Linked DNA regions of Homo sapiens: region 2 is linked to region 1. Evidence: chromatin loops called from intact Hi-C (ENCODE). Cell type or tissue: A673. All regions are shown on one strand.

Evidence for each region. A loop is a pair of places that touch in the nucleus more often than their neighbours do. Peaks named below come from ENCODE experiments on the same cell type or tissue, not always from the same donor. Only the 100,000 strongest peaks of a DNase experiment are listed, where the experiment ranks them.
Region 2: it touches region 1 in a loop (2.4-fold over the local background); 9 of 110 quality-filtered maps call a loop at or near these places.

The regions. Positions count from the first base shown.
Region 1 is chr2:23,403,332-23,405,831 of GRCh38, forward strand. The region is part of intron 1 of KLHL29 (kelch like family member 29); the gene reads left to right. Among named protein-coding and RNA genes, the nearest start is that of LINC02923, 17 kb to the left of the region's middle. RefSeq lists an enhancer at 1,022-1,603. In A673, CTCF peaks have their summits at 286 and 1,212 (motif pointing right); DNase peaks (open chromatin) are centred at 690 and 1,310; H3K4me3 peaks cover 908 bases; H3K27ac peaks cover 1,628 bases.
Region 2 is chr2:23,565,789-23,568,288 of GRCh38, forward strand. The region is part of intron 3 of KLHL29 (kelch like family member 29); the gene reads left to right. Among named protein-coding and RNA genes, the nearest start is that of LINC02923, 180 kb to the left of the region's middle. In A673, a CTCF peak has its summit at 1,142 (motif pointing left); a DNase peak (open chromatin) is centred at 1,133.

The DNA.
Region 1 (2,500 bases):
CTACCAGTTTTTAAAATGGGAAAGGAACCAAATGGTTTTGTATAATCCCATATAAAAATGTCCCTCATAATGAATCTCAGACTCACCTTAAAGGAATAATTCTCAGGATTCTCTTCCATGCTGGGGCTCCAGTAAGAGTCAAGATTTGGGGCTTTCTTAAAGCAGGCTTCAAACCTTAAAAGCATACCTTATTGAATGCCAGTGCCAGCATTCTCAAATAACTGTGCCCCCAAGTGGTCACATGTACCTGTAAATTACATGCAGCAAAAAGGTGCAATTAACCAGGTCCTGGACTGCAGAGTTTGCAATTTATTAATAATAATGATGATGAAAACAATAATACATCCAAAAGAGAAAAGAAAGGGGAAGATGAAACCCAAAGAGAGAGAGAGAGAGTGTGTGTGTGTGTGTGTGTGTGTGTGTGTGTGTGTGTGCAGGCGCAAAAGACAGGGAAGAATTTTCTCAGTGTTTATTTTTGCCATGCCTCTCCCAGAAAAAGAGCGTGTGTGCGTGTGTGTGCATATGTGTTTGCATTTGAGGAGGGAGGCCTGGCCAGAAGAGGTGGGGGGTAGCTGTGGGCAGAGCCCTCCCAAGAATTCTGGAGACTTTGCATCCTTTCTCAGGAGCAATCCTCGATGCCTTTGACTGCCTACTTCTCTGCAGCGGTGGTTCCATGATAGTCTCCTTGGCAGCCTGCCAGAGGCTGTAAGTGTACAGAGAATTGTGTTTTAATAGAAGGCTTTACCTCTGATACAGATTTAAAATGAGGAAGAAACTTTCTGTTCCTCAGCCAGAACGAAATGCGTTTTGCTTCCTGTGAAATGCTGGTGATTACAAGCTCATCTTACATAATTTTATTATTTTCAATTGCTGCCCGTCAATCTCAGGTGATGGTTCCCTGGGAGCAGAAAAAGAGGCAGATTCTGGGCGATGACTATTAAAAAAAAAATCACTCAGTCATTAGCAAATCGTACAAAAATTTAGAAAGGAGAATAATTATCTTTGTGATGATGCTGTTTAAGATAATCAGAACTTGCATTGCTAAGTTAGACACGCCGAAGTGAATTGAGGACTGTTTAATGGCCTCTTAGAAAATGTATTTTTGCTTTAACAAAGCATTGATGTTTGAGATTTAAAAAAAAGAAATCCTTTAAATCTCGTGAAGGAATTCTCTGGAATAACCACATTTTCAGAAATCCGTGACATGATCGAGGTGGTCCACTGTCACGCCCACAAGAGGGCATTTTCTCATCAACTACTGTAAAAACGATTTGTTTTCTAAAGGGAAGCTGAGAGGCCTGGGGGAAGGAGAGTGTTCTGCAGAGCAGGAAGTGGAGAGCTGCTTGCAATTGAGTTGTATGTATGCTTCCACTTAATACGTCCTGCCGAGCCTGTAAGCCAACACTTCCGGCCAGGAATCTGCCCTCTGTGTTTACCTACTCTCTTTTTATGTCTTATTCCCAGAATGACTGGGGACCAAAGGAATCCTTTGCAGGAGTTTTCTCCAGACAGACAGTTCCACATGCTAGTATATTGTCGACCCCATCCATAACTTCCATGAAACTTGAATCTCATATTTTAAGACACCTTCTCTAGGTCCAAGTTCTTTCCTTTATGTATGTTACACATATTTGTTGAGTACCTACTGTGTGTCAGCTTGAGCCAGACTCAGATCCTGTCCTCGTGGAACACACATCCTCCACAGGAAGACTTGGCATAAAAAAGGAGAACAAATACTGGAGTATGATTTAGATAATTATAAATGTTATAAGGAAAAATAACTGGGATAAGGAAAGGTAGCTATTTTAATTGGATAATTAGGCATACTTCTCTCATGCATAACAAATATTCTAATTTTGTTCAATCCATACCAATATTGTTTGGATTATAAAGGTAATACCTTTTTTTCAACTCCATTTTTTCTAAAAAAGTTAGTTATATTGTTTATTATTTTACGGACCATGAAACATGATGGAAACCGGGGAATTGAGATGTGGCCAGTTGTTAGTTTGTAAAATGACATTTAAAAATTACCATCTACTCATCACCTCATCATTTGACAAAACAATGCATGTTTTAACACCAAAAAGTAGGAAAGATGTAATCCCTGAATAGAGGGCAGTTGAATACGTTTAGTGTTTTGGAAAATTTGCTGCATTATCTGAGGTTTTCTCCTTTTCCATGGCCTATGAGAACTTCATCAGGGACTGGTTCTGGTCAGGGGCTGGCATCCAGTTCCACAGATCCTGCTGATGACATTGTCCATGCCTTCCCCAACCATGAGGACCAACAATGTTGGCACCAGTTCTGCAAGCTCAGCTCCCAACCACAACACACAAGACTCGAGCAGGAGATGGTTTGCTCCCCATCCTAGGGGTTCTAGGATACTTGGTAAGGAGCTCAGCCCAAGAGCTACAATGCCGTTGTGAGAGTTTCTGAAGCCAGGAGTCAAGGCTTTACTTTGAGCACATGGTTTTGGAGGTCAAGCAGAATGGGCTGG
Region 2 (2,500 bases), 160 kb after region 1:
GAGCCACATGTGGACCAGAGCCACCCTCGGAAACTCAGCAACTGTCCCTGAGGAAAGTGACTGGGGGACTAGTGTCAGTACTGTGAGGCCTTAGTGTCCCCTCTTGGCTAGGCAGTGCGCAGGGTGAACATCACGTGCCCTGGGGGCTGGGGCATCCCATGCCATCACCCTCCCCACCCAGCCCTGTGGGCCTGGTCACCTTCCCAGGCAGGGGCCGGCTTCTGCCAGGCTCTTTGGGTGAGGAGGCTGGCTGTGCTCCCAGCAGCTGGCCGGTGAGGTGATGACAATTCTTTCTGTCACTGCTGCCTTCAGGCCTGAGTTGGTTTTTCTACTTCTTCATTTGTCTGTGGCCTAAAGATTCCTCACGTGTCTTGAGGAAAGGCCAGTTGGACAAGCAGACTCCTGGGCTGCTGAAGTACAGGGAGGGTCTGGTGGGCTCCCCCAGCCCCGCAACACACACTCATGGCTCAGACCAATCAGCAGCCTCCCCAGGACACAAGTTCCAAGAGCCTAACAGGAGCAGAGTGACCACGTCCTCCAGCCCCTCATTCTACAGGTCACAGTAGTGAGGCCCAAAGAAAATGTGGCCTGCCAAGGTCACCCAGTGAGTTAGAATCAGAACCAGCCTGGGCCAGCTCCTCTTCCCACTCCAGGCTGCCTGGTAGAGCATTCACCATGGTAACCATGATTGCAGCATTGTTATGGTAACTTTTCCATCTGCTCATCCACCCAGCTGATAGCAAGCAAGAGATTTCAGGCCAGAAAGTGGGCACATTTACCTCTGTGGTATAGGTGAGAAAATTTAAGCCAAAGGTTATGTCAACTCAGCATTTCACCACTGCTAAGAGCTTCAAGCTTTTGAGTCTGACAGCACTGGGATTGAATCCTAGCTCCGCCACTTAGAAGCTGAGTATGTCTCTGAACCTCAGTTTCTTTGTCTCTAAGAATTGGGAATAATCATAGAATCCTCCTCATGGGGATGATGTGAGAACTGGTTAAATTAATATGCATAGAAAAGCTTAAAACACTACCTGCCATTTGGTAAGCACTCGATAAAAGTTAATTTTAGAAAGATAAACCATTGACTGGGTCTACCCAGTTATTCATACATTTGCGGGGAAACCTGTCCCCCCCTGGTGGTTGGTGCTGGAGGCTGAAGAAAGGTGCATTGGCCTGTCCCCATCCCCTGTCTGATGTGGCATGAGGTCATGCTAAGGAACTGGGATGGCATCCCATCCCTGGCCCACCACTGTGTGTCTGGGCTGTAAATGGTCAGGACCGCAGGGGCAGGGTGCTCCTGAGAAGCAGAACTGCGACTCCACTGCCAGGCCTGTTTGTGGGCCTGAAGGGAAGCCCCAGTGCCCCACAGTTGCTGCTGCATGAAATTTAAATTATTCTCAGCAAACCTGCTTGACAGATGAAACAGAAAAGGGACGGCTTCATAAAATGCAATTTTGTTCCTGAAAGAATGGACTCTGCAGAATCCTCGCTGATGTCTGTGAAATGTACTGGGAGCTTTTTTTCCTAGTGGTCAGGAGCACTCATGCTGAAACATTCCCATCGTCCCTCAGAGCTAAGCCCTTGAAAATAAATCTAGCTGGGAAGCAGAGCGACTTCGCCTGTGTCGGAGGCCCGAGAAGAACCAAAAGGGGCTATGAAATCTGCAGGCTTCATCGTCAACACTCAAAACACCCGGGTTTTGACATTTATGAGCATTTAGGGCTATCGGGGTGGATATGTGTCATCATAGAGACAACGCTGGAGATGATATCTTCCCCATGCGCTCCAGCTTCTCTGGAGGAATGCTCCCCTTGGGGGAGATGATCTGGGATTTCCGTGGGGATCATGTGAGTGACCGCAGGGCCAATGTGGCAGCCCCTCCTGTTGTGTGCTTCTGGGGCCCATGAATGGAGAGAGGATGCTTTTGCACAGAACTCTCATTCCTCTTGTATTCACATTGAAAATCGAAGGCTGCCTTGCCGAGTGGGCTCAGTTGGGAGAATCATTCAAGCCCCTTTCACCGTGAATTTCCAGACTGCAAGTGATTTTATCCAGAAGACTGTTGCTTTCTCCATGAACAAGAACTGTGATTTGCCTTGTGATAAATTATCAGGGAACAATAACACATTGTGAGATAACACAACCTGTGCATGTTAGTACTGAGCTAATGGGTTTTGCCTGTACCTTAAGTCGCAATTACAGTTTGATTGTGTATTCATTGACTTACAACCCACCTGTCAGTCACAAAGTGTGTACAAAATTGAAAAATGTCATGATTTTCAAAGCACCCATTTCAGAGCCTGCAGTTTGGGCTGAGTGGCCCGAACTTAAATTTCTGATTAAGGAGGCAAAAAGAGGGAAGAAGATGTATTTTGCCACACTTGTAAGAGACGAGCCTTAGTCTGGGCAAAAAAAAAGTCCATACACGGATTCCAAAATAAAGATATCAGAAGACTTCATTGACTGGAGCCAGTTGTGTATGTAAGTTAGCTTTTGCTGC